Regions from separate parts of the Homo sapiens genome. Here region 1 is linked to region 2. Evidence: chromatin contacts called from ENCODE Hi-C or POLR2A ChIA-PET data. All regions are on one chromosome and are shown on one strand. Each heading gives the region's core, a stretch centred on a gene start or an enhancer-like site at or near the end of the contact. The rest is flanking DNA. Distances are from core to core; before and after follow the strand shown. Region 1 overlaps LINC00299 (long intergenic non-protein coding RNA 299). Region 2 overlaps LOC105373408 (a long non-coding RNA gene).

Region 1 (6,051 bases), core at 2,758-5,257, 400 kb after region 2:
CTGGGCCGGGCTGGTGTGGCTTATTTGCAGTTAGCCTCCTTTCCTCTTGTCGCATCTTAAACATTATGCGGGGTGAGGCTTGGGATCACAGAAGCTTATCTTCTAGGGAATGAGATGTTTGCTCCAAGATAGAATTCAGATGAGAGAACTGCAAAATTGATGAATTGGAAGGAACACGGAGATCATCTGAACACCAGCAGATGAAGCAGAGGCCCAGGAAGGCCAAGTGCTGGGCTCAAAGCCACAGGGCAAAGTCATCCCAGAGCCAGAACCAGGGTCCAGTTCTCCTCGCCCTGTTGCTCAGGAAAGTTACAGCCTGGGTGGACTCATGAAAGTAACCGGTTAGACTATAATTCGCAAAGATAGAAAAATGCCTTCTGGTCTAAAATTCAAGTCACAGTTTAGACCAGAGATAAAGTCCATGATTTTTCCCTTGCTAAAACCAGTATTTATGGCATTTGAGTGAGCAGTAAATTACTAGTTGCAAGCAAAAAATGTGCTTTCTACATGTTCACAAACATATCATCACCTCCAATACTGCATCACTATAATACAGTATATGGCAAATTAGCCTGTTATATTTGGGGTAATTTAATCAACTGTCTAATATATACTCTACCAACCCATGTATGTGACTCATAATTACAGTGTATTGACTCAAATAACTTCATATTAATGGGCCAACAAACCACTTTAAAATGAATATCAGCCTTACCTCATATATACATGTTGATTTTATAAATGCGCGACTGTAGGATGAGATCTAAATGTGCAAAAATACATTTACCTACCAGAAAATTCCAATGACATTTGGTTTCAGAATGATGAGGAAAAGCTCCAAGACCCAAGTAGAAAAAAGAATATATCCGTTCCAGAGCGCCATTCATCCAACTCACGGAGACAACATTTTCCTCAGTATCTTTTGAGATACTGGGTTTCAAAAATTCAATTTCCTAACATATAAAATCCGTGCACACACATGTTGGCAATCAGAACCTTTCTGGAGGGTCTGCCTGGTAGGCAAGCACGTGACTATGAGGTCGCACTTGAACTACAATAAGACAATGTCCGTGGAGCTCAGAAGAAGTTGCCTTTTCTTTTATTGACACATGTATGTTATATCAAAGGAAAATATTTTCTCAACCCTTCAGGAGGGACTTGCCTGGCAGGCTCTTGTTTGTGTGGGATGAGGTTAAGTGAGCCATGCCTTGGATGAAGAGTGTTCCGTACCTTGCAGCTCTCACCTCAGGAAGTAGTTTTCAGTGTGGACTCACTCATCATCTTCCTTTTTCCTCTTGTGCTGGGAGGACACTGTGTTGGTTCAGGAAAAGCTTGGACCGTGAAAGGGCAAATGCCTAGGGTTTGAGCCTCCCCTAACAGTCCTTGCCATCCCATCTCACCAAATTGCCAAATTCTTCCTCTCTTCTCTACAGCATTGACAAGAGTTTCTGCTGAATGCTTCCTTTGTCAGAGCAATTCTCCTTGATACTGTCAGTTTGTTAATCATCCCACTCCCCTTTCTAGCTCAACCCTTTTGATTGTTTTTTAATTAGTTTGGTTGACCAAAAAAGAACAAGAATTTTAATCTTAGTTGCTTTGACATCATAAGGTAGCATTAATTGTGATTGCCACAAGCCCAACTGAGATGCAAAGAGGTGCAGAGACACCATTTCCCCTGTTGGTAAATACTTCCGATTTTTGCAGGAGCACTTTCCCATCATTGCAGAGTATCAAGGGAGAAAAACCCAGTCTTCTTCTCCTGCTGGAATTCCCAACAAACTCCATTACTCAATGAAAGATAGCCATCGATGTTTCTATGCAGGATTCCTTTCCTGCTTTTCTCAGGGAATGTATGTATTTCTGAATCCCAAGTCCTAAGAAAAATAAGTTGTGAAAACAGGAAAGCTGGAGGAACTATCATAATGTTCCTACAAGAAATAGAGTTAGCAATCAAGACATTATTTGTTCAGAGGAAGCCACTGATTCAAGTTAAAAAACAAGAGCAGAAAATGTCTTATGTAGAGTCCAACATTAGGGTCAAACTTTCTGGAAATCAGGTGGGGGCAAAGAACTGAGAAGCAAGGTAATGTAATCAGTTGGTTTTGCTCATAGCTGTTACTATAAGAGTGAGTTCTGGCCCTGTCTGCTGCAAATGGTGTGTCATTGTTACAAACAAAATAAATATGAATACCTTTATACACAGAGTACACTTTACACAAATCCGATGACTGGTGTTCTAAGAAATAACAAATTTTGGAAGCAAAATAAATCCTTAACTTGGCAACACTGACATGATTCTGTGTAGTTCTGTTAAAAATGCTGGGAGATCCAAGTGTTACATTATTGGAATAATACCCCAAGATATTCCTTAGCATTTTCCAATGTTTGAATATTTACTAGAGGCTACAGTTCTTTGTGAATACTTTAATAGGAGAAATGCAAAGATAAGACATCAATGTGGAATACTTCTACATGAAATCAGAAATTGATATGAAATTCAGATTAGCAAAAGTAAGATGGCTTTCGAAGGCAAAACCAAAATGAGGACCAGTAGACAAACTATTTTCACTGTTAAAATAGGAGACAAGCAACATGCCCCCTAATAATCAAATTGAGGGTGCTTTTGGAGGCACATTTATAATTCGACCAACTCGACATGAAATAGAAAAAAACTGTGTGCATCTTAGGTATTTGTTACAAAACATGGATCAAAACTATTGCACATGGCAACTGATGTTTTGAGTGTTTTAAAATGTTATTTTTAAGAATGGCAACTTTTAGATATTTAATATTTTGATAATATCTTTCCACTTTTAAATAATTTTTATTTGGCGTATATTTTGTGTTAAAGTTCTCTTAATGTTTTCTATTATGGAATGGTTCTATCAAAAAGAGATCACTCTTGCAGTTATGAAAATATTTCATCTTGTCAGCAATACATCACTTCATAATCATAATAAACCATGCATTTGCTATCATATATTTTGTTTGCAGAAAGTTTCTGAAAGTTTTATCATAGCACTATTAAAAATGATTTACTATTTATTAGTATGATCACTTATAATTAATTTAAAATATTTATATAAAATATTACTAAAAAATAAAGACTAACTTACAATTTCAGGGATTCCCTAGAATTCTCAGGAATTCCAGCTTCTTATTCTCAAGTCCCAAACATTAATATTTCTTGGGAGTGTGAAAACACTACGTACAATGGTGCTTATGTAGATCTTGTAATGTAGATTTTGGCAGACAGAAAGTACAAGTTTCGCCAAGTAACATTATCCAGCATCGTAATAAATGCTAATATGAAAAGGCAAGCAAACTTAATAAGATTTATAAAATGAAAGCCACATTGCTTTGATGATGTGATAACGTAAAGGTAAAATGTCTCTTCCAACTTGTAGTACTTCTTTAGAGCTAACTTTTATTTCACTTAGAAATGTGTGGAAGAGTTAATCCCTATAAATAGTAATAATTATTACTGAAGTAGAAACTTAAATCCTTTGAAATTTAGATTCTAAACTAACATGCATTCTTTAAATCATTTTACACATGGTATCCCTTGATATTGGTGGTGAGAAAAAAGAATGAAAACAAAGAAATAGAAAAGAGGCAGTTCTTATATAATCTCACAGAAAAATAGATTTCCTTGAAAACAGTTTTTGGAGAGAAGCCTTGGGTCTGAAATAATTCAATAAAATAAACATCCTCTGAGCTATTCCTAATTTATCTTTACTTGATGGTGGTTGCAGATTGGATTCTCCAGGAAGCAGATGCCCAGATGGAGGTTGAGAGTCGATTCGCTTTGTTAGAGACCGACACCTATTAAGCAAGAAAAGGGAGGACGCAGGATTGGGCAGGGTAGCTGGCAGAGAGCAACGACAAATGATGAAACAAAGTCTCTGCCAGGGAGATCCAAGGCTAAGGTTGTCTTTGAGAAGTCCCATGTGGGGCAGAGTCGGTTCTTTCTTGTTACCACAACTTTGCAGGGGCAACCGGTAGGGCCGCCCTGAGAACAGCATGACTCAGCAAAGCTGAGGCAAACCTCCAAGCAGCTGCAGCTGGAGACTATGAGTTAGCCACACTCTACGCCTCAGGAAGCAGGTCCTTTTCTTTCTCTTTCTTTCTTTTTCTTTCTTTCTTTCTTTTTTTTTAATTTGAGATCTTGCTCTGTCACCAGGCTAGAGTATAATGGCGCAATCATAGCTCACTGCAGCCTCAACTTCCAGGGCTCAAGTAATCCTCCCACCTCAGCCTCCTAAGTAGCTGGGACTACAAGTGTAAGCCACCATGCCCAGCTAATTTTAAAATTTAGCTATCTCACTGTGTTGCCCATTCTGGTCCTAAACTCCTGGGCTGAAGCAATCCTCCCATCTAGGTCTTCCAAAGTACTGAGATTATAGGTGTGAGCCACCGTGCCTAGCCAGCAAGTCCATTTTTTAAAGGGAATCTGAACAGCACATCTCTGCATCTGCCAGACAGTAAATAAGACCAAAAAGGCAACAACAAAAGGGGTCTTATGTTCTTCCTCATGAACAACAGAACCTCAGTAACCACTTGAAAAGTTCTTTAACAAGTATAATGTATATAGAAACTTTTTAGGAATTAGAACTACTTTTGATATGTGTGTCATAATAAAATAGTAGCAAATTGAAGTATAAATTATATTCTGGGATATTGATGGATTCCAATATATGTAAATTTCTTACTAAACCAGAAAAGTATAGGAATGTTGGCACTAGATTACTGACATTAATTGGTGTGCAGCAAATAAAACTATATATTTTCTCCATCTCTTCCTGGGGTCACCTTGTATTTGCAAAGGCTCACAATGAGATAATAGGCCAGATTTGTAAAAGGTACTCTCCGTTTTGGCCCAGGCAATTAAACAGAAACACAAAAACTGCCCCCACAATTGCCTAATTGCAGGTGCAATCAGTAACTGGCAGGTGCAATTAGACAGGAACCTCATTCAGGAGCTGTGAGTGACAGATTAGTCAATTATTCAATAGTAGACACAATGATTTTCACATGCAGTTTTGTATTCAAAGCTACTCATAGACTTTAAAATTGATAAATGATGGGTAAGACTCATGAAAAAAGTCTTTCCCAAACTAATTGTCTATCATTACCAAAGAAGAGACTGATTTGATTCTTGACCTCATCTATGAACTTGAGTCAACAAAAGAGAACAGTCCAATCCCTGGCTTAACCCAAATTTCTTAAGAATCCTTTGAAGAATGAGAAATTCAGGATCGTCTTAGACCTTCTAAGGCCTCTCCTCACCTTAGCAGATCTTTAATACTCTTTCTGTCAAAGCACATGACATTGGAGTCAATCTAAAACTTGCCCTGCATGAATCATTTATTCAGCAAAAATTGTGAAGAACCATCTCTGTATCAGGGACTGAGATATGAGTGATAGGACATGATCTCTGCCAAGAGGTAATGAGATGCAATAATTGAAGAGATGTGAGGGCAGAGACAGAAGAGAAGGAACCCCACCCCGCCTAGAGTAGACTGGCAGACTCCATGGGATAGGAGCAGGCATTGGACAGAGTCAAACAACAGGCTTCAATGCAAAGGGGTATATATTTATGTGAGAGTATAATCACCTGTCAATCATCAGGGATAAAATGCCATCTAATAATAGCATATTCCGTTTCACAAATTAAAATGAATAATTCTTCTTTAAAAGGATGATTCTACTACATTGATTAGGGTAAACTAAACGCTTTACTAAATATACCTAAACATAGTTTTGACTCAAATGCCACAGAAATCCATTTAACAAGATAATAGATTTCAAGTCAAATAATCAATAATTTTATCAAGTATAAAAACACTACATACCATAAGTGAAAGACAAAGATCATCAGCCTGAATTTACAAAAAGCACAATCCAACTATATGCTGCTTATAAGAAACATACGTAAGTATAAAAAAACAGAAAGTTTCAAATAAACAAATGGAAAAAAATATACCATGTAAACATTAATTTTAAAAAAGCTATTCTAATCACAGAAATACCAAAGGGTACATTTCATTA
Region 2 (5,948 bases), core at 1,616-4,115:
TCTGCATCTCATAGCCAGGGCATGAAGGGGTCTTCCCTGGGCAACAGCTCCCTATTTTCACCTGTCAATGCAGTGTCTACCTGCTATCGCCTAAAAACATCCGTCCCCATTATAAAATCCTTCGGCACCAACCCACATTTAGTTTTCCTTCCTGACTGAAGCATGCCAGGGTTGCCCAATCTGCCGCTGCTCCTTTCCCATCTCAATCCTAATTAATTGATTAATCCTAATTAATCCTGAATTAATGTTATTCCAAAATTTAACCCCGACTTTTGCTAATTTGGGCATTTGTCCATTTGCTCATGGTGAAATCTGGACAATTGCTACATATTTTTGAAGACTGGTGAAGCGGTGTTACAACACTTGGCTTTAGAATGGGATGGGTAAGGAATATATTTGGGAACACTTTTGGCCTGAGTTTTATCATTTGGAAAATGGGATTAAGGCTAGCTATCTCCTAGAATTGTTGAATTCTTAAAATCTATATGTACAAACATACTTGCAAGGTGTAAGGCTGGAGTGTCCACCAGCACAGTGCAGTGTCTGGCTTATAGTACAAATCCAGCACATGCTGGTATATTTCCTCTTTTGACCCTCCACGCAGACGGAGGAGTGAGGACGGCCACCCCCACCTCCGTGCCCCTCCATCATACTCCACAGACACTGGAAAGCCCTCCCTCAACCACTGCCATATTGCCTTCATCTTTTCCTTTTTAAAAAATCTCACACTACACTCTTGCTGTTCTTTGAGGACAATGTCCTAGGGCTGTATATCTCCAAGGGTTGAAGCAATGCTGGCATGTACCTTGTGTGTAGTAAGTGTTTGTTGAATGAAATAAGAAGCAAACACATCTTCCCAATGGGTGAAGAAATCTTTTCATCATGGGAAAGATTCGAGTCCTTGTGTGTTTGGCAAAATGTTATCAATACATTTTCACATAAAGAGCTTTTTATCCCTTGAAATTATAGAGTGGGTTAAAAGTTTCATAATGGTTGGTTATTTTTTTTTCCCAAGATTTCCAAGTTTGTATGAGATGTTATTTTGGACAGTATTTTAAATTAAGTTCTTGATTTGGTATAAAAATATCATGAACCTCAGATGTAGCAAAGAACGCAGCTATTGTCAAAGGGTAAGCACTGTAAAATGAAACAAGTAGTATCATCTCCAAAACTCTTGTGCTAATTCTTCCAGAGCTTGTTCTGTGGGGAGAAACACACTGCTATGGAAACCACTAAAGAGAAGCAAAAAATTCTTTGTAACTAGGAGCTGGGGCCTTTAGCTTTGCAAATTAGTGCCAAAATACCACTTATCCATCTGCATCCCTGACAGTACAAAGATAGTAAAACATAGCACCTTATCCTGTACTTGCTCATGCAGATGGAGAAGTGTCTGAATGTGATAAAGACCATGTCTAGGTTTCTCCTGGACACCAGGATCTGGAAGGAGAACCCCACTGTGAGAAGCAGAGGTAGGGAGCACTGCATTCAGGCACATGAGATGACATTCCCAAAGGGCTTTTGCAAACCAGAAAGCATGGTGGATGTGATTTTTATTACCCTCCTGTGTGCTCCTGAGTGCTCTGCGTCTAGCTGTGCACGATCAAGCAGAATGCTGAAAGCAGCCCTTGTGTGTCTTGCATTTTCTGTGAGGAAGCTGCACCTACATTAACTCCTCTAATCTCTAATAGCACAACCTGTGGAATAAAACAGAGCGACGTGAGCATAGATTTTTACACATAGCAAGATGTGTCAGTTGCCAGTGTTTGCCTCCCCACTTGGACCACCTACTGGTGTCTTTAGGTTTCTTTGTGTTTTCCCTAATGCATAGGATGAATAACCAAATGGGAAACATAAAGATAGACATTTCATGGCTTGTCAGCCAAATAAATTAATATTCTTGCAAACATAGATGTCAAGCATGACCAAAAATAATCATGCTAACTGGGGCCACATGGATTTCCCTCAAGTAAAAAGTACCAATTAAGTTCTATGGAGATTATTTTTATTCCACAGTTTATCAAACCATTTTTTTTTAACTTCCTCAGCCATTTCTCCCTTTCTAAATGTCCTTAAATCTAATAGGTCCAGAAACAGGAGAGGGGGACAGAGGCATCCTTTCACTGATGAGTGGAAGGACAGGAGAGGTAATCCCTGCTAGGGTTGGAATGGGTCCCCTCCAAACTTCAGGTGTTGAATCTTAATGGTCAATGTGGTGGTAGTAAGAGATGAGACCTTTAAGAGGTGATTAAGCTATGAGGGCCCCTCTCTTGAGAATGGAATTGAGGCCTTTATAGAAGAGACTTCAAGCAGTATTCAGCTCACTTGGCCTTGTCATGTGAGGACACATCCTTTGTATCTTCTGGAAGATGAAGTAACAAGGTGCCACCTTAGAAACAGACCAGACACCAAATCTGCTGGCACCTTGGTCTTCGACTTCCCAGCCTCCAGAACTGTGAGGAATACATTTCTGTTATTTACAAATTATTCAGTCTCTGGTATTTTGTTATAGCAGCACAAAACAGACTAAGACAGTCTCCATACCATCCTCAGCCTAAAGAACCAGCTTCTTGCTCAGGTGGAATAGATCTTCTGGAGGGAAGCTATATTTCTACTAGAAAATCAGTTGTATTTTCACCAATCACGAAGGCTCTTCCAGACATCAGGGCAGTTGTAGAAGTGCCTGGAGAATGGAAATAGGCCCTTTTCCGGAACGCCCCCACACAGGCCAGTGGGACATTTATTTCCCTCTCTGTGAGAGACCTGTTTGGTTGGGAATGAGAGGAATGCTGTCTGACTTTTATACCCACTTCCGGGGAGCAGCCAGCTCCCACATGAGAAAGAAGACTTTGTACAGGGGCCAGGACCCTCACTGGATGCCAGAACCCCAGGACTTTCACTACACAAACATGTACATTCTGAATCATTCCTAGCAACTCTTCACGCAAAACAAACAAGCCGAGGAAAGTACCTCTCAGATGCACAAGCCAAGAATTCTAGAAACTCACTTTCCTAACCCCAAGTCATCTGCAGAGCACGCCCACAGAGAGCACCTGGGTGTGCGGCACTGCTTTTCTCTGGTGTTCACAGCTTTTAAAGACAGCTTTTGGGAAAGTATGTTCTCATTCATAGCCGATACAAAAGGTCCTTACACTTTTCTTATAGTTTAGTCATTTTGTAATTGTAACTGATTTTTCTTTGATGTTATTTCTTTTTGAGTCATATGAAGAAAAAAATAAACTTTGGTTTAAGCTTGTTAGCTTTACTTTTGTACAATAGCACTTGTCTTACTGAACCACATAATGAAATTAGAAGCTGCCAGATGTCAATCAGCGTGGCCCCAGGTACCATGTCCTTTTGTGTATCTGTGTGTATGGAATATATTTATCACGTGCTTATTGTGTGCTGGGAACTGTGTAAACTTTTTAATGCATTATGTCAAATTGTAATAATTACTCTGAATGGTGTTTTGTTAACCACGTTTTAGAGATGAAGAAAGTGAGGTTTACCTACAAGCAAACTTGTCCACTGTCATAAACTCATGATTGGTCCAAAAGATTTAGCAATCAAATCCTTTGCTCTATCCAGGAGAAGTTGCAGTTATATTTTAAGCACTTACAGAGTCCAGCGTTGGCAGATAGATACTTTTCATCATAATACATAAGTATCCATCTATTAATACTTTAAAGTTTTTAAATTAGTTTTCTGAGACTGATGTAAAAACTTACCACCAACTGGTGGTTTAAAATAACAGAAATGTGTTCTTTCATATTCTAGAGGCCGGCAGTCCAAAATCAAGGTGTCCTTTTAGTGCCTCCAAAGCAACAGATACTTTCTTCCTTTGCCTCTTCCAGCTTCTGGCAGCTCCAGCTGGCCTTTGGCTTATGGCCGCATCACTCCAATCTCTGCCTCTCTGGTTAGTTGCTTCCTAGTATTGTGCCTGCCTTTCGTCTGTGTGTCTCTTATAATATGCTTGTCATTGGATTTAGGGCCCACTCAAATAATACAGATGATCTCATCTCGAGGTCTTTAAGTTGTTTACATCTGCAAAGATTCTGTTTCCAAGTAAGGTTGCAGGTTCCAGGGAATAGGATGTGGGCATATGTTTTGAAAGGCTACCATTCTACTATGTAACACTACATTTTTAAACGGAAATGAACATTTAGCAAGTATTTTTAACACCTACCATATTTTTAAATATATGTTATCTTTCTTGAAATGTATATTGTGAAGTAGCTATACATTAATTAATAGAGAAGGATTATTTAATTCCTGAGTTATAAGCCCTTTCTGGTTTTAATATTTTATATATTCTACTGTTCAATTTCGTTACGGATATTTATACCTTATTGTTTAATTTCATTATAGATATTAGCATATCAAATTAAGATGATCTATAATTTTTCTATAATTTATTTTTCAGATTTTAGTATAAGGGTTATGCTATCTTCATAATTAAATAAAATAAAATTTCTTTTTCTTTCCCTACTCGCCATCATATTCTATGGAATATACTATGAAACACCAGATTTACCTAAAACACAAATGCATGAAAAAACATAATTTTAGAACTGTCTCGTTTCAGGACACTCATTAAAGTGAATTCTTTGAATTTTTTAAGGCCTTCCATGTTTATTGGTATGTTCAAATTATTTACCTGCTTGAATCCATTTTTAATCTATACTTTTCTAGAAAAACAATCAATTTCTGGCTTTTCAGAATATTGGTAGGAGTTAAAGTTATTTTTTCAACTAGTTTCAACAACTGTCCTCTGTACATGTTGTTAGAGACTCTTCTTCTATCTGACTTCTTTTCTTCTTTTTTTGTTCAGTGTTCCTGTCTAACTATATGGATGTTATATTAGAGTTTACATTGGATTATTGCTCTTTTATTCTTCTTGACATTTCCTAAGTGTCTTCTTGTTAAAATACTATATTTTAATGCAATTATCATATTTAGAATTAGTAAATAAACAGAAACCATTTCCCTATCATTTTATCTCTTTTCCAGTAAATTTTACTATAAAAATGTGATACCCTTTAAATTAAAATTTTTAACAAACAAAATCTCTATTTTCTTCCTTTGAACTTGGAGCCCTGGCCCAGTCCATCCTACAGACATGGTGCCATTTATCTTGGCCTTTTACTTTGTCACCCCCTTAATTCTACCAGAGGTATTGCTAACATCTCCAGTTAATAATTTCCACTAACAACGCAGAACTCAATTAGCATAATAAGCATTTCCCATCTGCACTGAGCACTCTTCCCGTCATCAGTCTGGAAACTAACTACTGTACAGAAAAATCATGGGGAATAATTAGAATTAGCACACACGAGCCACTCAACACAAAGCTCTTGCCATCCATTGGGCATAATCAGTAGGTTACGCAAACGTGGTTATTGTCATTTCCACTCAAACTAGAACATACGTGTGGAAGAAGATGACTTTGGAGTTTGATAAGAGGTTCTGTGGAGACTTGCCCAGGAGATGTCAAGCAAGGCAATGGCCTCCTGAGGGAGGAGCACACACCGCAGTCAGCCTCGGGGCCACCAGCCCAGCTGGGGCCTCTGCTCAAGTAGTTTTCTCTCTTACAGCTTTGGGACCCTCCTCTGGAAGAAAAACGAGTGACTGAAAATGAGTGAAGGCTTTCCCCAGTGCTGTTCCCAACAGCATCCAATGTGTAGACCCCTACATGCAAAGAGACCCCAATGCCTTCTCAGTTCCACATGCTGTCGATGCCTCAGATCGTCCTGGTTGCTGTCTATACTCACCTTGTTGACTACCCAAAGATATGGACCTGCTGAATTCTTGACCTCCATAAAGTCAATGGTCTTCACCCCATCCGCATTTTGGCCATCTTTTCCCTGGCCACCTCTCAGACCTTTGCACCATCCCAAAGCACACTGCCTTCTAAATGTGAGATGTGCCTTGTTTACTTTTTACTTCTGATT

The links. A loop is a pair of places that touch in the nucleus more often than their neighbours do. ChIA-PET counts read pairs that join two places held with the same protein, here RNA polymerase II (POLR2A). Pooled maps may share reads with other maps.
Region 1: a pooled map shows a loop between it and region 2 (3-fold over the local background). The contact joins two enhancer-like sites. A Hi-C loop is called at or near these places in 1 of 168 maps with a recorded cell type or tissue (GM12878), 3 of 37 single-sample maps with no recorded cell type and 6 of 50 pooled maps. POLR2A ChIA-PET finds 5 or more read pairs at or near these places in 1 of 52 experiments (OCI-LY7).

What each region holds. Positions count from the first base shown.
Region 1 is chr2:8,225,749-8,231,799 of GRCh38, forward strand. The region is part of intron 7 of LINC00299 (long intergenic non-protein coding RNA 299); the gene reads right to left. Among named protein-coding and RNA genes, the nearest start is that of LINC00299, 100 kb to the right of the region's middle. RefSeq lists an enhancer at 4,121-4,300. Within about 2 kb of position 4,008, at least 12 of the 41 ENCODE cell types and tissues checked have a DNase peak (open chromatin) inside an H3K27ac peak, as active enhancers do; they include GM12878, where a contact is called at or near this core.
Region 2 is chr2:7,822,931-7,828,878 of GRCh38, forward strand. LOC105373408 (a long non-coding RNA gene) reads right to left here. Exons shown (of 4, transcript XR_922750.1): 2 at 5,426-5,606; 3 at 1,558-1,694. Among named protein-coding and RNA genes, the nearest start is that of LINC01871, 100 kb to the left of the region's middle. Within about 2 kb of position 2,866, at least 5 of the 41 ENCODE cell types and tissues checked have a DNase peak (open chromatin) inside an H3K27ac peak, as active enhancers do; they include GM12878, where a contact is called at or near this core.